Linked DNA regions of Homo sapiens: regions 2 and 3 are each linked to region 1. A link is a loop called in an ENCODE intact Hi-C map of the cell type or tissue named here. Cell type or tissue: Calu3. All regions are shown on one strand. Region 1 overlaps NECTIN3 (nectin cell adhesion molecule 3). Region 2 has its middle 720 kb from the start of NECTIN3-AS1. Region 3 has its middle 330 kb from the start of NECTIN3-AS1.

Region 1 (8,000 bases):
TAGCTTCAGGGCAGATCACTTTGGGTCAGGAGTTTGAGTCCAGCCTGGCCAATATGGCGAAACCCCGTCTTTACCAAAAATACAAAAATTAGCTGGGCATGGTGGCAGGAGCCTGTAATCCCAGCTGCTTGGAAGGCTGAGGCAGGCTAATTGCTTGAACCCCAGGGGGAGGAGGCTGCAGTGAACTGTGACTGCACCATTGTACTCCAGCCTGGGTGACGGAGCAAGACTCCGTCTCAAAAAAAAAAAAAAAAATCTGAAACTTTATTAAGGGTAGCTTCAAGGTTTTTTTCTAAAAGAGTTACTAATTATAATGTAACTTATCAATTACAAATTTTAATGAGGTCTGCCTCCTATGAGTCTAGATATAGCCATATCGCAGGTATTATAGTTATTTTAGAAAGGATATTATATATTTATATTTTGAATTTTACTTGTTTTCTTTAGTATGGCATCCAGGAGATTGTTTTTCTTGCAAGACTATTGACTGCCCACCATTCATTCTGCTAAATAAGTTGAGTAGGGAAGACCTGTTGCATTGTGAGTAGATATTCATAAACTGGAATGTGAGCCATGTGTAAAAAACTTTGGTTTCAACTTTAATGGTAAAAAAAAAAAAAAAAAAAGATCAAACTTGTTCTTAAATAGGTTGGCTGTTGCACCCAATAGAGGCCCTTTAGGCTTTCAGCCTAGGTTTTATCACAAGAAATAAAAGAACAGAAAAAGGGAGTGGGGCTGTAAATAGCTATTCTCAAATAGTTAGAGCCTGCAAAGATAGGATGTGTGAGTTAAAATCATAGTTACTAGGGAATCTTTTTTGAAGCAATGTGGCCGGGCCCCACTATGGACTTACTAGATCAACAATTTTTGTAAGACGGGTGAGGTGTGGAGTCCAAGGGTTGGGACATTTGTATTTTGAAAGACAACATCAGATAATTCTTTTTTCTCTTGACAAGTGCTATTTATTATAGCATTTTCATTTATGATTTGACCAAATATTATCAATCTTCTGAAAGAAATGTGCTTCACTGTTTTGTTCATTATTTGTATTCCCATGTGCTTGGCATGTAGTAGGCACTCATATTTATTTCAAGAGTTTGATGGCGAAATCAAGGTTAGTCCAAACCAGCACGTTTTAATAGAACTATAATGCAAGCCATGTAATTTCAAGTTTTCTTGAAGCCACATTTAAAAAGTGAAGAAGAAATAGGTGAAATTAATCTTATTTTATTTAACACAATGTAACCAAAATATCATTTCAGCATGCAATTGTTATTAAAAATTGAGATATTTTACATTTTCTTTCATAGTAATGTTTTGAAATCCAGTAGATATATTATACTTATAGATCATTTCAATTTGGACTAGCCACATTTAATGCACTTTGTATTCAAGTGTGATGTTCCTGGTGGCTACCAGTTTGGATAGTTCAAGTCTGAACCTTTAATTGTCTCTAAAGTGGGTTATGCCCTTTTGTGGTCTTTACCCATAAGGCCTAGAATGACATTGCTCTTCCTACCTAATCAAATTCTGAAGGGCTTGGTTTAAGATTGACTTTCTCCAGGAAGGCTTCCCTCACCACTTCTTGCATACAGTGAGCATGCAATTCTGTTTTCATTTTTTTCATGCTTTCAGGCTTAAAACAGTCTTTGTTAAAGTGTTTCTGTGAAACACTAGTCTCAGAAGGTAGGTTTTTGGAAGAAAAAGTACCATGTTTTAATACATTTGGGAATAGGAAAAGCTAATGATATACCCCCTCATGGAAAGTTAACAATGTGAATTAGTTTATTAATGGTCTAAGAAATTCTTCAGTAAAATATCCCATTTAACAAACTAAACAAATTCTTTGGTGTAATATATATTATGTTGCAGAAGCTATGTTATGCAGAATACACTATAGGAATATATTCTTAAAGAGATTTGTACTCTTGATGATTAGAAAAGGTTGGTAGACTTAAAGATATTACTTGAGATAGTTCTCCACTGATTTTTCCTTTTTAAAAAATTATTTTTCCTCTCTTCAGTTCTATTTCCCATTGCCTCACCCATTTTGAATTTGAGATGTTTGCAGAATTGACTTTCTATGAGAATAGTAGTCTTCTGCTTTGTTATTTCAAAATCAGCTGTATATTATTTACCTGTCTAGCTTAAGCTGCTTCTGTGAGATGTATCGTACTTCATGTATGACACATCTGACTCTGGAACTGAGTTTTATGAATGAAGTGGGTAAATTTAAGATAGTCTATTTTGTAATGGAAGTATGCTAATGTGAAACTGTGCAGGGCTAGGACTCCAACTAAGTGTCTGAGAACATTATATATAATGTCAGGAGTGTGCTTGACTCTTCTGTTGCTTCAATTCAGAAGAAAAAAATATTAATGAAATGCTAGTATTGGTAAACTGTAGTAAAATCAGTTTAATATAGTAACTGTGAATTATTCATGATAGACATGATTGCTATTACTGAAAATCTTAGGCCCTAGTTTTGAAGATTATTAATAAAATTTCTAATTTAGTTGTAGCTAGATTCTTAAAGTACTCAGCAATTATGGTGGCTATTTTGAAACTGTGCATTGTTTATCAAGCTTGTTTTTCATGTAAAAGGATCTGGGCATTGATATATTTTCATTATATTTGTAGTTAATAGTAAAAATGTTTAAATGTCCTTTCATTATAGACTCAGATTCCCTACTAATTTGATTTAGAGATAATCATTCATGGCTATACATTTAATTTAATACTAAGCCTGACAATAAACTGCCTAGTTTTTAAAACCTGCTTAGAGATACCATACCTACTTTATTTTAAATGCAAAATAAAAAAGTCCTTCTCCATTCCTTTAATTTTTTGGAAGAGAATCAAGTGGAAGAAGGCATATAGCTAACAGTTCTATACTTCTCTTTAAGGGCACAGGACTAAAACATGATAGCAGCATTTCTCACTTAATCATAAGCCTGCTTATGTTAATGGCTACTGCAGTCACTCTAAAACTCTGCATTTCTGCTTGTTAAATTTAAAGGAAGTAAAAAATTACTGCCAACACAATCTTTGAGAAACATGCAAATAATACAGTTGTATTTAATGTCAACTTATATAGTAGCTTCCCCATTCCTATAAACACTTCTGAGGTTATATGATTATCTTGATGCAGTTTTTCTGCCTAGTTCATATTAAAAGCAGAGTGAACTTCAATATTGAAATAACAGTAAGGGAATTTCTGTTCTTTTTCAAGGTGTTGCATTGTTTATTGTTGTATACTAGTACAGTGCCAAAGGATTTATAATTTTTTTCTTTTAAACTGGTATAGACCCTACAGTTGACTGATTTTGAATAACAAAAAGGCATATCAAGTTTATAATTAGTAATACTAATTAGCAGGAAATAAGACTATCTAGATTATTGACATTCTTTTCTGTATTTAAGAAAATAAAATTAAGAAATTATGTTTGCCGTTTTCAATGAGGAAAGATTTTCAACTTCGGGATTCTTAAAGTACTCAGCAATTATGTTGGCTATTTTGAAACTGCATTGTTTATCAAGCTTGTTTTTCATGTAAAAGGATCTGGGCATTGATATATTTTCTTTATATTTATAGTTAATAGTAAAAATGTTTAAATATATAAGTAGCTGGTGAAATTTGTATTTGGCATGCCCCAAAGCCCCTTTTCCTTCAAAAGCTTTAATCCTGACAGCATCTCTTGAAATATAAAACAAATTTGAAGTTCCCTAAGAAAAATACATGTTTTTCTTTGAGGATACTACTGTTGCTTTGCTGCCCTCTACAGTCATCTAAAATAGTCACTCTAGATTTTTCTCCATTCAGATACTTAGAATACTTTTTCCCTGACCTGTGTATGAGCTTTATATTTCAGGAATGGGTTAAGTAATATTTACTGTTACAGAAGTAAAGTTTAGTCACAGTTAATCTATATATGTCATGCAAAAAAAAAAAAAAAGGACTTAGAGATTTGAACAAGGGATAAATTGGGGACTATTGAGCAACAACCATGTGCTAGGGAGTATAAAGGATACCACGGTGGAATGAGGCATGTTGGCCCTCTAAAGCTTATGAACTCATTAATACGATTAATGGCATGCTTATATATCAAATGACATTTGTAACAACATGCCAAGTGATATGATATAGTTTACAGAAATATTAGTAAGGGCTGGAAGAGTTAAAAATGAGACTTTTGAGCTATGTCTTCAAGAGTTTAGACAGATAAAACAGGGTGGTTTTAAACATATTTAAAACACAAAGCAGGCTGGGTGCAGTGGCTCACGTCTGTAATCCCTGAGAGGCTAAGGCAGGAGGATTGTTTGAGCCCAATTCTTTGAGACCAGCCTGGGCAACATAGTGAGACCTCGTCTCTGCCAATAAATAAATAAATAAATAAGCCAGGCATGGTGGAGTCCACCTGTAGTAGCAACTACTCAGGAGGGTAAGGTGGGAGGATTGCTTGAGCCCGGAAGGCTGAGGCTGTAGTGAGCTAAGATTTTGCCTCTGCATTCCATCCTGGACAACAGGGCAAGACTCTGTTTCACCATAAAAACAAAAGACAAAACAAAACAACAAGAAAAACCACAACCCTACAAAGCATCTGTTATGTAGAAAGGACTCTTCTAGGCTCCTTGGAGTCTTTGCCCTTAAGAAATGTAAAACTTAATTGTCAGGAGATTGGAATGAAAGATGTCTTTCTCTGTGTATGTGTGTGTGTGTATTAACCCAGTTACTTCTCTCCCTGTTTCCTCCCCTGTTAAATTGGCTAAATAATACTTTCTTCACAGAATTGCTATGAAATTAAATTGCAATAAAGTGCTATGTAAATACAACAAACAATACAGTGAACAAAAATGACTTGTCTTATGTGAGAAATTTAACAAAGTATTGTCGGATTATAGAAAGAGGACCAATTTAACTAGGGGTGGAAGAAGACTTAGAGGAGCTAATTTTCTAGCTGAATCTTGAAGGAATAGCTTAGATTTCTGTTTGTGAGGGAAAGTCAGTGAAAAAGAGGGTGTTCCAACTTAAAGACCACTGAGATGAGGACTCTAGAAGGAATTAGTGTTCTCATGTGACTCAAGCATGAACTTTATGGAGGGAAGTCGTGGATTTTTAAATACTTTGCTGAGGCGATTAGACTGTGGTAGCCACTGAGGAGCTTTTGAAGGCAGGCAACTGTGGAGTCCATCCATGACTTGATAGATTGTATAGCTCTGGCAGAAATGTAAAAAATATATTGGAGCTATGACAGACAAGTGAAGGTGACAACCATTGTGATATTCCATGGAAAGAGGATTACAGAGATAAATGACAGTTTTGCAAAGGGATTTGAAGGGAGGCTTGGATCTGAGAAGTAGATGATATGGTGTTTGGATATCATTGTGGGTAAGGAAGGAGGAGTTAGATATGAACCAACTTGGAATAACTAGGAAAGGATGATGAGAGGATTGATTAATCAATCCAGTAAGGTTTCACATGCATTTGTGGTGTACTTTTGAGCTGTAGCTGGAAATTTGTGAGAGTTGGGGTTAGAAGGGTGAGGTACGAGGGGTAGGAGGTAGGTTGTGAAACTGGGAATTATCAGGATTGAGGTATTTGCATTGAATGAGCTGTTTCAGAGAGAAAAGGGAACACAGGCAGAAGAGAGAGAGTGAGAAGAAAAAAGTGGAGAGAGGGAAGGGAATAGTGGATGGGGCCAGAATTTTTTTTTAGATTGAGGTATTTTGATTGGATAAGCTATCGGAGGGAGAGAGAAGAAAAATGTTCAAGGAAAAATCTTAGTTGATAAATAAATGAATACATTTAGTAGAGGTAAGGGCATTCGTGACTCTTAGTAATTTTAGTAAAAGTGGTTAGGAGAAAAATGTCACATCTTAAAGCAGAGGTCTCCAACTTTTTTGGCACCAGGGACTGGTTTTGTGGAAGACAGTTTTCCCATGGCCTGGGGTTAGGGGCAGTGAATGGTTTTGGGATGATTGAAGTGCATTGCATTTATTGTGTAGTTTATTTCTATTGTTATTAGATTGTAATATATAATGAAATAATTATACAATTCACCATAACGTAGAATCAGTGGGAGCCCAGAGCTTGTTTTCCTGCAACTAGACAGTCCCGTCTGGGGGTGATGGGAGATAGTGACAGATCATCAGGCATTAGATTCTTGTAAGGAGTGCACAACATAGATCCCCCACATGTGCAGTTCTCAGTAGGGTTCGTGCTCCTGTGAGAATCTAATACTGCTGCTGATCTGATAGCAGGCAGAGCTCAGGTGGTAATACAAGCGATGGGGAGCAGTTGTAAATACGGATGAGAGATGGGGAGTGGCTGGTGAATACAGATGAAGCTTCACTTGCTTGCCCACCACTCACTTTCTGCTGTGCGGTCCAGTTCCTGACAGGCCACAGACTCGTACGGGGGTTGGAGACCCCTGTCTTCAAGGATTAAGAAATCATGGGATAGTGAAGGAGAGTAGGGACAACTCTTGGGAAAGAAAGGAAAGAGAAAAAAGAGTAATTTGTGAGGGAACAAGACTATGTCAGTTGTTATGGACTGAAAGTTTGTGTTCCCCTTCTCCCCCAAATCCATATGTTGAGCTCGCAACCCTCAATGTGATGGTGTTAGGGGGCATAGGGCCTTTGGGAAGTAATTAGGTTTAGATGAGGTCAGGAGGGTAGAGCCTCATGATGTGATTAGTGTCCTTATAAGAAGAGGAAGACACTAGAGCTGTTTCTCTCCATCATGCAAGGATGTAGCAGAAAAGCAGGCATCTGCATGCCAGGAAGAGGGCTGTCACCAGGAACCTGATAATGCTGGCACCCTTGTCTCAGACTTTCATGCTCCAGAGCTGTAACAAAGAGTGTAAGCCAGCTAGTCTATGGTATTTTGTTAAAGCAGCCCAAGCCGAGACATCAGTCAAGGTTTTATTCACAAACATCAGAAACTTGACCCCGTGGTTAAAAGACAGTTTTTTGAAAGATATTGGATGCTTCAGGCATGGAAAACAAGAACTGAAAGAAGGTAGGCAACTAGAACTATATCCAGAACCATAGCTAAGATACTATATTGAGGGGCAGTTTGTTAAGGTCATTACCTGCTGTCTCCTGGACGCTGGATGATATAGCCTTGTCTCTGATACTGGCTTTGCTGCTCATAGAAACTGGATGTTGTTGTTGCCATAGCCCAAGAAAATATATTGTCCACAAGTGTCCACTATAGAAAGTTGAAAAACTTTTTTTAAAAAATTTAATTTATATGATGAGACTTCTGTGTCTTTGGGAGAGAAGCAGGAGAAGCTCATTGATACGGCAAGGTCCAGGAAAAGAGATAAGTGGAAACATTAAAAACACAGATGAGAGATGCTAGTATTAGAAATGGAAGACACTTCTTTCTACTAAATAGGGAAAAGAAAATGATAGGTGAAGATGTTGAGACACTTCCAGGTGTGAGAGAGGGAAGTTACAAAAAGGTCTTGTTCTTTAGCGATATAAGTGATAAACTTTTAGAATGAGTGTGGAGTGATGTTGGGACTTAGGATAGAACCTGTGGTGAAAAATGGAATAAGACATCAACTAAGAATGAATGAAATGATTCAGTATTGAAGGCATGAATTGGCATAACATGGACTTGTGAAACGTGAAAGATGGTGTGGAGGCAGTAGTAAGTTTATGTTGTGTGGATGTTAGTATTTAATTGAGCACTAGGTCTACTAGAGACTATTCTAGGTACTGTGAAAGACTAGCCGATAAAGAACAAAATGTGTTCTGGGAACCACTTGTGTTTATGTATGGAAAGAAGTAGAATAGAGTCAGACTGAGTGCTTTTTAAATGTGATGTGATAGGGTGTCTGAAAGTTTGAGAACAAGGGTGATGTAAGGAAGGTAGGATTTAAGAAATAAAGATATTATTGAGGCCTAAAGTAGGGTTGTAATGGTAGAAATGGAAGGGAAAGGTTTAGAAACGAGATAATTAAATGGTAAAATAATACCTCTTAATAATT
Region 2 (8,000 bases), 730 kb before region 1:
GTCTGTAATACTTTGTTATGGCAGCCCTTGCAAACTAATATAGGGCTATAGGGAGCATTAAATGAGACCACATGAGTAAATTCTTAGCAAGCGGTTGGTGCAAAAGAAACTCAATAAATTATTGTTCTTAAAATATGGAAGTTCACATGATTAGCTACAGAATATTTCTGTATGGTAATCCTAAAATAAAATACAATTGCAAATTTCTCATTAATTCTTAAAACAAATCAGATGCTGCAACCTGAAAAATCTCTCTTAAAATAATAATTATAATCATATATTAAAAGTGACTTTAGAGTTCATCTAGTCTGGATTTTCTTGTTTCATTTTTCTTCTTTCAGAATACAGAATTTATATAATTTTTGTCCAGGTTGAAAGCAATTCAGAGGCAAAATTATGTTTGTAGTAGAGACTTCCAGACTTTCATTCAAAAATTATTTTAAAACATAGCATGTTGCATATAGCTATGTTTGTTTCATCTGATAAAAGTGCTATTTTGTTGAGCAAAAGGTTTCTTTTTTCTTTTTCTCTACATTCTCTTCAAAATAAATTTTTATTTTTCTATATTTGCATAAAATACATAAGTTAATTGCCCAAATGACTTGCATTACATTGGAAAACATTGTCTTTTGAATAGGAAGATTATGCCCAAGAAACATCTTTAGATTCTATGAAGCATTAGGGTGCTTCCTTTATAGCAGGCATAGTCACATTTATTGCCATGGAGCCTGTCCGAATCCTATTTTAAAAGCTGGGTCAAGCCAGATGGCCACGTTAGCGTAGCACTGAAGTGAAGGTTCATGAGTCCAGATAAACTCTGAGGCAGCCTGATGCCATACAACTCGGGGTAGGAGTGATATACTAAATTTGATTGAAAGACAAGCAAGGTCATATTTGGGAACAAACTACTGAGCACCAGATCTGAAAGCCAAGACTGAAAAACAAAATGAACAACTGGTCTGGAAGTTGGGTGAATTAAAAACATAACAGAAAGTTTTCCTAAAATAAATTGAGAAGTGAGAAAAATAGAAATAGAAAAATATACAGTGATAAAGATGAAGAGATATAGTAACAAATATGTTAAGACATTATTCTGTGCAATGCCATGTCTGTGCGTCAGTCAGGAACAGGTGCTAAAAAAGAAGCATGTAGGGTTGGAGGGAACCCTAATGTGTTCACTCTCCATATGGGATACATAAGTGAAGTTCTGGTCAAACTATTGATCTCCTCTATTCGTCCTTACTTTGCTATCCACTTCCAGCAATTTTGTTTATTCATATGATGACCAGTAAGGGCAAAGCAGAAAACAAATCAGAGATAGAAGAAAACAATCATTATTCAAATTGTACAGTTGTTCCAGATCTACTTTGCTCAGCACGCCTCCTGTTTCTAAGGTTGGGACAACTTGACCTTTAGTTGCATGATCAAGTCCACTCCAATATCAAGATTTAATTCTGAACATAGATAGGAAAGGTCTAAGAAACTTAATAATCACTCAATATTTTCAGGAATGTTGTTGGTCTAATCTCATCTCAATAACTGAGTCTGTGCCTTATTTCTCTGGTTAAGTCTTTCCTAATACCCAAGTCTTAAATCAGGATTGTGCTTTTGACATCTTAGTCCAGGCGTCTCTCTTGATTACTAACACAGTACAGTGCCCCCAGGTTTGGAATCCTTTTGTCTTTGCCAGTCCTCCAGGAATGACAGCTTGTGCACAAAAGCCAGATGTATGACTCAGTCCTGTTTTCTTCCGCTACCCAAGGAATCCTGGCTCTCCTGGCTCTGCTCTGCTTGTCAGCCAGAGGCACCTGGCACTGCAGTTGGTGTTCCTTCTTATGCTAGATGGTGTCTTGAGTAACCTCTTACTCTACGATATGCTGTCTACATTAGGAAGACTGCTGTATAGGCCTTCCTAACATTATCTTAACAAGGCTAAGTGTCCCAACATTAGCTCTGTATGGCATCATCTTCTCTGTCCCTAATTGGGCTCTCCTGCTTTGTCATCAATTCAGCTTTCAGACTGATGTTGTCCTCAAACTCCCTAAAAGTTTTGAACTTGGAAGTAGGGTACAAATATGCCAACACTCTAGCACTAGAAGAGTAGCCCCTCCTTACCTTCCCCTATAACTATGTAATATACCCAGAAACTATCATGTGTTGTTCATTTACCATCAAGAAGGAAGAAACATTCTCAGTGGCTTAATAGAATAGGTTACGTATTAGGTTAGGCCATGGTAAGAAACACTTTCAAATCTCAGTGGTTTAAAACAAAAAAACAAACAAAGAAACAGTTATTTCTTGCTCATACCTTATAACCATATTGGGTTGGTAAGGGAGGATTCCCTCCTGTCATCACTCTAGGCCTCAGTCAGCCACTGTCTTGAACATTTGCAATTCTTATGACAGAGGAGAAGAGAAAATGTCCTATGCCTCACACAGGCCATTGAGTATTCATCCAGGAAGTGACACATACTTCTGTCCACAACACATTGACCAGAATTAGTTACTTGACCTCACCCAAGCCCAAAAAGATCTACCAAATGCTTAGAATGGGGAGAACTGGAAATTTTGTCAAAGAGCACTAGTAACTGTCACTGCAGCCAAGCTCACTGTTAGTACCAAGACCTGCCTTTTCCAAAATCAGGAAGCACAGGAAAAAAGAGACAAGAAGTAAAGAAAAATAAACCCTAGTGCCCAGAAAATGAAATAGAGCATTGAACTGCTGAAGTGGAGGTAGAGGCAGGAAACAGGAGTTATAGAGATGAGAAGCATCATTACTGACAGAAAAGAGGTAAGACCAAAGATCAACAGTAGCCACTAGAACAGAGGAAAGTGTCCAGGGAAAGTGTTCAGAATGTGGCATTCTGAAAGTAGTGACAGGCCCAGCCCTCTATACTTCAATAATCTCCAAAGTTAGCATTTGTTTACACTTTACCAAAAGAGTTGTTATATTCATTTGACTCTGTTAATAGGACACATTAGCAGTTTCAGTGTCAAATATGAAAATTTGAAATATTAGTCTAATATGCTTACAAGGCTACATTCATTTAAGAATAAGAGGGGAGAGCTCTTTGGAATGTAGATGCAATTTCCTTTCACATTAATGAAATGAAGAATGTTGCACGTGAAGTGACTTTTGCCACAGAGTAGAGATAGTGTTAGAAGGCAAGAGTTTCTACTTCCACTCTCCAGTGTTAATAAATCACTGGTTTCAAAGTCAACTTAGAACTTCCTGGCAGGGAAATCTTGAGGGGCCACAACTTGCACAGCATGCCTGTTGTTGTGGTGAGGTATAGTGATCTCTGACTGCTTATCTTTGAGAAATATTTCATGTAGAGGAATTCCAGCTGGGTTACTTTTTAACTTCTGAGATGACCCAGTCTTCAGTAACGCAATGGATTTCGTGAACATCATATGAGAAGCTTTCGCTTCTGATTTAAACTTAAAAAATAAGTAACTGATTATGGGATCTCTCCTGAAGATTTCAAACAGGAAATAGCTAATCACACCTTAGTAAGTTCCATATTTAAACACATACAAATAACAATGATGTTATGGCTGGTTTGGGGACCTTCTGCAGCACTTGCACCCACAATCATTCATATCGCTCCTATCTCCAAGAATGGTTTGAAATAAGAACTATGACAAATGACATTTTTTAAATGTTAAAATAATGGATGAAGGCCAAGGAAGCCCTTAAGTAATGTATGACAACATCTTCAAAATGTATGTTTGAAGTGAAAAACAAAGCAAGGCACAGTGCAGAGTGAGTGTGCTACTCTGCTGGAGAAAAAAAAAATAAAAGCTAATATGTATTGCTACTTAACTTGTTCATGTATAAAAATGTTTGGAAGGATATAAAAATGTAATAACAGTGTTTATTTGTGGATGAGGGGATGTTGTGGGGAGTGCTATGGAATGGGAACTGGGAGGATAGGAGGATAGGGAAAGGGATTAGAAGGAGAAAAAATTTTGCCAGCAACACACACACACAGACACACACACATCCCCACAATTTTTGTCTTGTACATGTCTTATTCAAAAATTTTAAAGAGTAGCATGTGACATTAAAACGAATTACTCACTAATTAAAATTAAAGTAAAATAATGGTCAAGACCGAGTAATAAAACTGTATAGGATTGTGCATTGGGTTATTTGTATGCAATAAACATGGTGATATAAAGTTTAGTAACATTGAAAAAATATAGTATTTGCCTAAAAAGTTCCATCAGGTTTTATGCACCCAATTCTGACAATTTATGGAATTTAAAAAATAAGCCAAATTAGAAATGGCAGCATGTTAGTGTAGATCAAATTTATCATTTCATTTTTTTAAGAGTGATTTTGAGAACTTTCTAAGAATTAGGGAGTCATTTGTTAGAGCTGTATAATTTCTCTATGATTTGAATAATTCATCAAGTTAGAGTAGTTTGAGAACATCCAGTGGATGCTGAGTTGTACTGGTGCAGCTCCTCAAGAAAAGTTATGGTTTACCTGAGCCATAGTTTATCTGAATAAGACCCAGCATCATAAATCCTCTCTGTAGTGAACTCTTTACTTAATAGAATGTTTAAGAGAGAAGTGGAGGACAATAAAGCATCCCACAACCATGAAACTCTGACATGTTTCTCACTGTTTGGACTCTCATATTCCAGACACCTCACATTTCCAGCACATTTGTGCTGCCTTACTTATTTAAGCAGTACCGCCTCCCTAGAGGCAAGTACGTCTCAGTTTTTTCAATCATATAAGTCTTTCCTTCAGGCTCACAGAAAATTCTATTTAGTCTCCTGTTTTCCTCTTTAAGCCCCAACAATCTGGGCTTTCTGAAGTGCTCTCAGTAAGGGCATTAATGGACCCAGGTACTAATTTTTCCATCTATGCTGTATCATATATTATTTGCAAGACACCAAAACCACAAGGTGGTTGGTGAATAAGATACTAGCTTCATTCAGGAGATTAAGTTCAAATTTAGAGACTATTGGTCATCATCAAAATGGGCAACTGGCCCTCAAAACTGGCCAGTTGTGTAGCAGAGAGGCAGCATATTAAATCCATGCTTATGAGGGAGAACTGTGCTCAATACTCAATACTTAGCATAATGTCTAGGATAAAATTTGTGTTTTCTACTCGATGAATATTTGTTTGACAAAAGAATAAACATCATTAGTTTCTACACAAAAACTCCATGAAAATACAAATTTACTGAGGACATTCCACCAAAACTAAATTTAAGATGGCTTTTTCTTTTTCTGGAAAGCGAGTAATAACTCCTTCTGGCAAACTCATCACTGTGTGGACACCGAATTACACCAAGTATGGACTGATTATGCACATATATTTAGAATGTTGTGATTAAAAAATCAGTTAGATGGGAATGCTTAGTGTATTGATGATATTCTTAAATGTTCTTATGTGAAATCCCTGATTGCAAACTAGTTTAACAATTATCTTGTCAGCCAGATTAAAACTTGTCAAGGTGAGGACTTCATCTTCTCTCTCCTTAATCCCCAATTCTACACATACGTGATTGTTGATAAAGAAATATAAGAGACAAAGAGAGATGGAAGTTGACAAAAAGTGATTACGTGATTACGCAGGATTGAATGGACTTTCCATAACAAATTTTGACCAATTACAACAACGACAAGAGAGAATTTTACAGCAAGAATCTTTACTTTGCTAGTTCTCTAGAGATACTGTTCATTCTTTGCCTTTTTAATTTAATTTAATTTTATTATTATTATACTTTAAGTTTTAGGGTACATGTGCACAATGTGCAGGTTAGTTACATATGTATACATGTGCCATGCTGGCGTGCTGCACCCATTAACTCGTCATTTAGCATTAGGTATATCTCCTAAAGCTATCCCTCCCGCCTCCCGCCACCCCACAACAGTCCCCAGAGTGTGATGTTCCCCTTCCTGTGTCCATGTGTTCTCATTGTTCAATTCCCACCTGTGAGTGAGAATATGTGGTGTTTGGTTTTTTGTTCTTGCGATAGTTTACTGAGAATCATGATTTCCAATTTCATCCATGTCCCTACAAAGGACATGAACTCATCATTTTTTATGGCTGCATAGTATTCCATGGTGTATATGTGCCACATTTTCTTAATCCAGTCCATCATTGTTGGACATTTGGGTTGGTTCCAAGTCTTTGCTATTGTGAATAGTGCCGCAATCAACATACGTGTGCATGTGTCTTTATAGCAGCATGATTTATAGTCCTTTGGGTATATACCCAGTAATGGGATGGCTGGGTCAAATGGTATTTCTAGTTCTAGATCCCTGAGGAATCACCACACTGACTTCCACAATGGTTGAACTAGTTTACAGTCCCACCAACAGTGTAAAAGTGTTCCTATTTCTCCACATCCTCTCCAGCACCTGTTGTTTCCTGACTTTTTAATGATCGCCATTCTAACTGGTGTGAGATGATATCTCATTGTGGTTTTGATTTGCATTTCTCTGATGGCCAGTGATGGTGAGCATTTTTTCATGTGTTTTTTGGCTGCATAAATGTCTTCTTTTGAGAAGTGTCTGTTCATGTCCTTTGCCCACTTTTTGATGGGGTTGTTTGTTTTTTTCTTGTACATTTGTTTTGAGTTCATTGTAGATTCTGGGTATTAGCCCTTTGTCAGATGAGTAGGTTGTGAAAATTTTCTCCCATTTTGTAGGTTGCCTGTTCACTCTGATGGTAGTTTCTTTTGCTGTGCAGAAGCTCTTTAGTTTAATTAGATCCCATTTGTCAATTTTGGCTTTTGTTGCCATTGCTTTTGGTGTTTTAGATATGAAGGCCTTACCCATGCCTATGTCCTGAATGGTAATGCCTAGGTTTTCTTCTAGGGTTTGAACTTGGAGATAAGTCAGTCAGTAGAATTAAAGAAACCAGGTCGGGCGTGGTGGCTCATGTCTGTAATCCCAGCACTTTGGGAGGCTGAGGTGAGCGGATCACCTGAGGTCAGGAGTTTGAGACCAGCGTGGCCAACATGGTGAAACCCCGTATCCACTAAAAAAAAATACAAAAAATTAGCCAGGTGTGATGGCACACGCCTGTAATCCTAGCTACTCAGGAGGCTGAGACAGGAGAATTGCTTGAGTCCAGGAAGTGGAGTTTGGAATGAGCTGAGATCACACCACTGCACTCCAGCCTGGGTAATAAAGCAAGACTCTATCTAAGAAAAAAAAAAAAAAAAAAAAAGAAAGAAACCAAAGTATTTGGGTAATGCGCTAACTTAAGGGCCCTAGTCAAACAGTTTGGCCATATATCATTAACAAGACTCATTCTACTACAACAATCCCATTGACTATATTCAGTCTTTGCCAGGCAAGAACTAGCCTAATTTGACTTTAATCTAATAATGTTTCACGATATAGTCGTGGAACATCTGAAGTTTCAGCTGTGGACATGGTTAACAACTATGATGCATTATCATAACCAAATCAAATTCAAGTAACTATGTCTGATATAAAGAAAGGTCTCTTTTTACTTCAATCATTGCTTAGTAAAAATTGGCTAGTGGTTGAAAATCAAACTGTTATTGCAAAACGTCGTTTTTAGAAAATATCTGGCCCAAATCTCTCATTTTATGAAAAGAGAACAGAGGCTTGAGGAAGCTAAACTCACTCAGTACATTTATGTCCCTGTAGTAGAAGTTAGAGTAGAAGGTAGGTTTCCCAACCCTTTTAGTTCTATAAATATTGATTCTTTGGGTGTCATGTCAACAAACCTTAAAAAAGATAAATTTAAATGGCACAAATGTCATGATTTGAAGAAGAAAACCTTTGAGTTCATTATTTTAATTTGTTTTTAAGTACTATTTTCAGTTACACTGGAAAATCAAAGGCAAGCATATTTAGTGACAATGAAACAGAATAGTTTTTGCTTTCATTACAATGTTCGGTGTTTCTTGATTTTGTTATTATTGCTTCCAAAAGAATTTAATGTGAACTTATGTTTAAATGTTAGTTACTAAAATATGTATAAAATTTCTGTT
Region 3 (8,000 bases), 340 kb before region 1:
AGAAAATTAGGGCTCAGAAATGTTGAGGGGCATTTTATTACTCTTTGAGCCAGTATATACAAAACTCCAGAGTCTTGGCTACTTCTTTGAGAAGGTTAATGGTACCGACTAGCTTCATTTGTCATTGCCTTACATGCCCTCTTATATGTAGTAAGTTTCATTTTACTCTGCTATGGGATTCCTTTGGAGCTAGAGAACAGACATCCAATTACTCATTCATTGTTCAGCAAGTATGTCCTCTATCACAGCATCCTACATTACTATGTCATGCACTTGAGATATAATCATGGCAGAAATCTGGCCCTGTTTCCCAGGGAATTATTATCTAATCCATAGGTGTGTCCTATTGCAGAGTGCCTTGAGGCTCATCTGTATACTGGGAAAAACTTTATTGCAAAGGTTTAGTAGGTATGACATTTCAGACTGTAAACTCACAAAGGAACAAATGGAGTTAACTTTATTTTTCTATAAATGAATTTAGTTCGTATCTAGAGGCCGCATTCTGTCCAGTAGTAGAAAAGGTAATCCTGGTTAGTTTGGAGTTCACTCCATAACATCCCAGAGTCTTCTCTATTTTTTTCCCATGAAGTTTCATCTGCATTCCTCAGGCTTCATAACACCAAGCTATTTGGTTATCTGGTCCCAGGGAGCTGTCTGTCCACTCTGGCATTCAACGAAAGATGTATCACATTGTCTCTTCCATCATCACTATCCCCTTAGGCCAGCAACTGCAGGATTATTCACATTTCCCCTGATATCTAGCTGAATAGCCTACCCATCATCCTTCCCCCGAGACCTTATCAAGTCTACCAGTTTGCCTTCTCAGCTATCCATTTTCACCCTTCTCAGATTTACAGAAAATATTGCTTATACACTCTGAGGCTATCTTAGGCTTTCTCTGTTCAAGACCTCTTGAACTATCTTTTATGGAGATTCCACATCATGTTAAAGCAAGAAAATCTTCAAGGCTGTCACACCCAGAGTCCCAAGTTAAGTGAGTACAGGTCTCCTTTACTCTCATATCCCTGAATCTATGTGGAAATTCTATTGCTTTCACAACCCAAGGAGGCAGAGGTAGGTTCTCCTTTCAGACATCCATACCAGCAATTTCTTCTATTGCTTTTTCTCCTCAGTTTTAATATATTACTGTCTTCTAGAATTCTTCACTTCTTTCCCAGATAATAAAATTTTTATCTGTTTCTAATTTAGAAAAAATTTGGAATGAGAAACTATTCTTCCAATTCTATTGTTTTATTCAAGGTCCTTAGTTTCTGAAGTATAAAAGTCAATTGATAAATGATGGTTCTTTTTATTTTATCTACTTATAAAGTTTATGAGTTATGTCTAGCTACCTCAGTGAAAAAGTATTATGGGGCAAAATAAATTTCCAAGGGTGAAAGCATAACAACATCTTATTCTGCTACAGTGTTAAGAGTCAGAGTCCTCTTTGAAGGAATGGAGCCTCCTTTGTGGAATTTGTGAGAATTCTGCAGTAACCAAAGCTGGGTCCATGTCTTCATGTCAAGATAATGATGGGATGTTTTCTTAACACTTAGCTACATCTTGAGTCCTATCTCCATATCAACTTTTATGGGTAGAATTGTGCCCCACTCCCCCCAAAATATGTTGAAGTCCTTACCCCTGGAACTTGTGGATATAATTGCATTTGGAAATAGGGTCTTTGCAGATATAATCAACTTAGGATGAGGTTATTAGGGTAAGCCCTAATTCAAAATGGCTGGTGTCCTTATAAGAAGAGGAGAATGGACACAGCAATACAGACACACCTAGGGAGAATACCACATAATAAATGAAAGCAGAGATCAACACACAGCAGCAGCAAGCCTTGAAATGCCAAGGACTAACAGCCACCACCAGAAGCTAGGAAGGATTTTCCCCTAGAGCCTTTGGAGAGAGGATGGCCCTGCAGACATGCTGATTTCAAACTAACTTCTAGAACTGTAAGATAATAAATTTTTGTTAAGTCATAGGGTTTGTGTTATTTTGTAGTAGCAACCCTAGGAAACTAATACACCTAAGCTCAGCCCCTCAAGAGTTGCTCATTTGGAAGAATATGATATTCAAATAGTTTGGCTTATACCCTCTAAGGTCTCCTAACATCAATTTCCAGAAAACTAAAGAAAGCCCCACAAGCTGATTGTAATGAACCTCTCCTCAGGATCTGTTTACCTGAGTCTTAAGGAGCCTAAAGAACATAAGAGCTAAGACAGAGCCGACTCTAGAATATAGTTGGAGTTTCTTTGAGTAGCCACAGTTTTTAATCCCTGTGAAAAGGTAGGGAGAGTCTGACCTCGAGGCACAGCCATGGGCCTTCTTTCCTTCATGTTTTAAATGTTCTACCTAGGTAATATCATACAGTCTTACGAAGTTAAGTGTTATCTGTATGCTAATGGATTCCAAATATATTGTTCAGTGTATGGCCTCTGCAATAAGGCCAGACTTCTACATCCAACTTTCTGCTTGACATTTCCATTTGATTGCTGCCCTGCAACCCAAATGTTACATTACTAAATCAGAAATCTTGATCCACAGATACTCTCTCTACCAAAGCTCTGCGTATTTTAATATTCCCCATCTCAGTAAATGACACCTTCATCCATTCATTTGATTGGTCCTAAAACACAAGTGTATCCCTAGATACCATCCATAAGTAATTCCTGTCAATTATATTTCCAAAATATATCCTCCTCAATAATTACCACCCTTCCCTATGACACTATAATCTATTGCCTAGACTTCTACAATAACGTCTTTAGACCTTACGGTCCATTTTCTTCTCGGTCATCAGAATTTTTTAATTTAATTTTTTTTTTTTTTTTTTTTTTGAGACGGAGTCTCGCTCTGTCGCCCAGGCTGGAGTGCAGTGGCGGGATCTCGGCTCACTGCAAGCTCCGCCTCCCGGGTTCACGCCATTCTCCTGCCTCAGCCTCCCAAGTAGCTAGGACTACAGGCGCCCGCCACTACGCCCGGCTATTTTTTGTAGGTTTAGTAGAGACGGGGTTTCACCGTTTTAGCCGGGATGGTCTCGATCTCCTGACCTCGTGATCCGCCCGCCTCGGCCTCCCAAAGTGCTGGGATTACAGGCGTTAATTTAATTTTTAAAAATTTAAAACACCATTCAAATATTCACACTTAAAAGGCTAAACAGATTACATAATGTTAACCTAGGATGAAGGAAAGCTAATGGAAAAAAAGTAATCAACCCACTAAAAATGTTTATATTGGAATCTATAACCCAGGCCTGCACTTTATAAAATGTAGTCTAAGGAAATAGCCTTCTAATATACAAGAAGAGACAAAACAGTTTGAGATGCAGAAGACACATTGTTTTTTTCATGGAGTCTTACAATACATATTAGTGTATTTGAAGGCTTTGAGATATCAGAAAGCAAAGACAAACACTCAACATCGTTTAATCCAGAATTTTATGTGAAACTTTTTATTTGTAACATTTATTAATATACTGTAGCATTTAGGAATACATTCTGGAAAATGCTGCTTTAAACCAGAGGATTCCAATCAAAGACCAGCATCAACAAATTTCAAAGCCTAAGCTGGCAGATATACAAGCTCTGTCCAGCTCCACCTCTTCATAGTTTGCAGAGATTTGTAGCACACACAGAAGTGCTAAAGGTGGCACGTCTCCTTTAGGAGGACCTTACTGTCAGTGCCTCCAGCCCTGTGATCTGAAATCCTACGGGAGGTTAAGGTAGCTCTTCATGATGAATGGGCCAAATAGAGCCCTCCCCATCTGGAATTGATAAAAAAGAAAACAAAGGACATGGGCCCTATAAGTAATTTGATTATAAAGAGGCAGATGCTTGGCTAAAGCTCTATCAGAAGACGTTGAAAATCATTCTGTAAGATTGAAACAAAGAATAGAAATCTGGGGTTCACTTCTCAGTAATTAAGTTCAAAATCATAGTAATATGACAAATTGTTATTTATTAATAAAATTATTGAGCTACATGTGTTAACCAAGTATCATCAAAGATTTACAGAGGGTCACAAAAAAGATAGAATGGGCACTTTTGAAAGACCTAGTGTCAATCTTTTTTTGAAAAAAAGGAAAGAATCAGGATATATATTATATAATCTGAAAATAACAGTTTCAGGTGACATTTAGTAAATTAAGCTTTTACTAATAGAATATGCTTAATTCAGGAAAATCAGTTGCAAGAAGTCAATTTAAATGATTATGTACTGGAATAAAATAAGTAATTATTATATATACATATAGAATATGATATAGAATAACATATAGAATATCAAATGAAAGTTTATTCTATATGTAAATACTTTTTAATTCCTAGCAGAAAAGCAAAAAGTGTCAATAAATGTTTTTTGTGTGTCTTAAAACTGGAGAGTGAAGGATAAAATGGTGGTAAACAACAACAACAAAAAAATGATACAGGAAGTGAACTGTTTCCAGAGGAAACTAAGAGCTATAAAATTCAGAATGAGTAAGAGACTGTTGTAACTATTTTAAGGAGAAAAAAAGAAAATATAGTGTATGTAAGCTCCTAAATAAATTAGACCTATTAAATCCATGATGTGTAAAACACTGAGCCACTGAATTTCTTTTAATTGTCCTTTAGGTAAAAAAATAAAGTGAAGCTTTTAGGAGCAATAAGGTGCAAAATGAGAATAGTATGGTCCTTTGGGGAGATGAGCAAAACATACTCAGTTAAAAGAGAAAGGTGATGGCCAGAAAGGTGGGTATCAGGTATATTCAGTACAAACTGCATTTATTTGGCTGTTTTTATTAATTTTGTTTCTATTAACTTTCTATTGTTGTAACTGATCCAAAGTTACCCCACTCTGCACAAACTATGTGGTGGAGGAGGGAGGGGAAGAAAGGGTTTGCCTAAGCAAATTACTTGTGTAAACACAGTTAAAGAGCTATTGTTTAAACAAATCTGGCAGGTACTTCGCTTGGAAACCCTTGGTTAGCCATTAGTTGGTGTTACTAATTAACCTACTCCTTCTGCCATCTGCTCTTTTCTCTTCACAGTCTCTCCCTTAGACAGTGGATCTATTCTCATGACTTTCCCTATCACCTTTTTGCTAATGACTCCCAAACTCAGGTATCCATCTCTCAATTCTTTCTAGATGCCAGCCTCAAAGTTTCACACACTAAATAAAATTCTGTATTCATAAAGCCAAGTTCATTGTGTTCTTCCCAAAAACTGCCACCTGCCCTAACTTCTCCATTTTAGTCAATGACACCATCCTTCTTCCAGCCAGTCAGCCTTGATATCTTGGGGCAATTTAGAATTGCTTTCTTTCTTATAATGCACATATAGAAAAGCTCCCAAATGTTCCATTCTAATAAGACCATCCTAGGCCATGTAGCTATTGACCCATACTGAAATACCTCCTGGAATCCCTGACCCTTACTTTTCTCCAATATACCACTTTTTTCTATATAGAAGGGTATACACACACACACACTGTCTCTCACACACACAGTCTTCTAAATTAAAGCATACATATACATTTATATACTTTAATATATTAATTAAATAATATATTAATTTATATATATTAAAGTGTATACATATATATACTTTAATTTAGAAAGTGTGCATGTAAGCTTTGTGTCCATCCCTTGATCAAAAACTTTCATTTTCTACCTGCACTATACCTTATCAAGTATTATAACAGTAGTGATAAGAGTATGGACTCTAGAGCCAGGCTGCTTGAATTCAAACACCAGCTTGGCAACATCTTAGCCATAAGGCCTTGGTCAAATGATTTAAACTTGTTGTACTTCAGTTTTTTCCTCTGTAAAATATGAATAATAATAATATCTAAATTATAATGTTGCTATGAGAATTAAATGATTTAACACATTATTTAGAACAATGCCTGGCACACAGTTAATGTGGAATAAATAATAGCTATTATTATGAAAAATCATTTCTGTTTAATTTTCAAGGTCCTCTAAGTCAAATTTTACCTGAACCTAATAACCTTCTTTCACATGACTTTATAATAAGACCTTCTATTCATTAGGCTGGGCCACTTCACCATTAGATAAGATCATGCAATTTCCTGCCTCCATGCCTTCCCTGTAAGAAACATTTGTGTCTTCCATGTCTCAAAGCCCATTGGCTCCTATCCTATTCCAGCCTGATTGGTCAATCCATTTGTTAAGATCCTCAAACTTTATGGGTAACGGGTTTGATTTCAATTGCATATTATTTTACAACCATTTAATATTATTTTATTTATTTTATTATATTATTATTTTATCTTACAACCATTTATTATTATGTATTATTTTACAGAGTTCCTTCTTGTTTTATTTGTATGATTGTTTTTTCTTGCTATACACCATGTACAATGAATAAAAGCTCTAGACTGGAGTCAGACAAAAATAACTTTATGACCTCAGCTAGTAATTTAAGCACCGTGTTCCTTATTGCCTCCATTTATCAAACATTACCTGGCAAATTGTAAGCACTTAAGAAATATATGATGTATACTGTCAAATTCTACCAGATATAAAAGGAAGAAGTGGTACCGTTCCTACTGAAACTATTTCAAAAAATAGAGGAGGAGGGACTCCTCCCTTACACATTCTTTGAGGCCAGCATCATTCTGATATCAAAACCTGGAACAGACACACACATACACACACACACACACACACACACACACAAACTTCAGACTAATATCCTTGATGGACATTCATGCAAAAATCCTCAACAAAAATACTTGCAAAATGAATCCAAAAGCACATCAAAAAGTAATCCACCATGATCACATAGGCTTTATCCCTGAAATGCAAAGTTGGTTCAACACACACAAATCAATAAAGGTGATCCACCACATAAACAGAACTAAAGACAAAAACCACCTGATTATCTGAATAGATGCAAAAAAGGCTTTTTATAAAATTCAACATTCCTTAATGCTAAAAACTCAAAAAAACTAGGTATTGAAGGAACACACCTTAAAATAATAAGAACCATCTACGACAACCCCACAGCCAAGATCATACTGAATGGGCAAAAGCTGGAAACATTCCCCTTGAAAACCAACAAAGACAAAGATGCCCAGCTTTCACCACTTCTATTCAACATAGTATTGGCAGTCCTGGCCAGAGCAATCAGGCAAGAGAAATAAATAAAGGGCACCCAAATAAGAAGAAGAAAAGTCAAACCATCCCTGTTTGCAGATGTCATGATTCTATTAATACATCTGGAAAGCCCCATCATCTTGGCCTAAAAGCTCCTTCAGCTGATAAACAACTTGAGCAAAGTTTCAGGATACAAAATCAACATACCAAAATCACTAGCATTTCCATAAACCAGCAACAGCCAAGCTGAGAGACAAATCAGAAATGCAATCCAATTCACAATTGCCACAAAAAGAATAAAATACCTGGGAATACAGCTAACCAGGGAGGTGAACAATCTCTACAATGAGAATTACAAAACAATGTTCACAGAAATCAGAGAAGACACAAACAAATGGAAAACCATTCCATGTTCATGTGTAGAAAGAATATGACCATACTGCTCAAAGCAATTTATAGATTAACTGCTATTCCTATCAAACTTCCAAGGACATTCCTCACAGAACTTGAAAAAAACTATTAAAAAATTCTATGGAACTAGAAAAGAGCCTGAATAGCCAGACAATTCTAAGCAAAAGGAGCAAAACTGGAGGCATCACATTACAGACTTCAAACTGTACAACAGAGACACAATAATCAAAACAGCATGGTACTGGCACAAAAATAGACACATAGTCCAATGAAACAGAATCTAGAGCCCAGAAATAAAGCCACACACTACAATCATCTGATCTTTGACAAAGTTGACAAAAACAAGCAATGGGGAAAGAAATCTGTATTCAATAAGTGGTGCTGTGGTAAATGGCTAGCCATATACAGAAGATTCAAACTGGGCCCCTTCCTTACACCATAGACAAAAATCACTCAAGATGGATTAAAGACCTAAATGTAA

What was found. Hi-C counts contacts between places; a loop is a spot of excess contacts. Peaks named below come from ENCODE experiments on the same cell type or tissue, not always from the same donor. Only the 100,000 strongest peaks of a DNase experiment are listed, where the experiment ranks them.
Region 2: it touches region 1 in a loop (5-fold over the local background); 3 of 110 quality-filtered maps call a loop at or near these places.
Region 3: it touches region 1 in a loop (2.7-fold over the local background); 2 of 110 quality-filtered maps call a loop at or near these places.

Annotation. Positions count from the first base shown.
Region 1 is chr3:111,076,738-111,084,737 of GRCh38, forward strand. All of the region lies in intron 1 of NECTIN3 (nectin cell adhesion molecule 3), which reads left to right. Among named protein-coding and RNA genes, the nearest start is that of NECTIN3, 8.9 kb to the left of the region's middle. In Calu3, a CTCF peak has its summit at 3,765 (motif pointing left); DNase peaks (open chromatin) are centred at 174 and 4,444.
Region 2 is chr3:110,341,830-110,349,829 of GRCh38, forward strand. No RefSeq gene overlaps it. Among named protein-coding and RNA genes, the nearest start is that of NECTIN3-AS1, 720 kb to the right of the region's middle. In Calu3, no CTCF peak of the experiment used is centred here; DNase peaks (open chromatin) are centred at 1,752 and 3,282.
Region 3 is chr3:110,738,475-110,746,474 of GRCh38, forward strand. No RefSeq gene overlaps it. Among named protein-coding and RNA genes, the nearest start is that of NECTIN3-AS1, 330 kb to the right of the region's middle. In Calu3, no CTCF peak of the experiment used is centred here; a DNase peak (open chromatin) is centred at 4,917.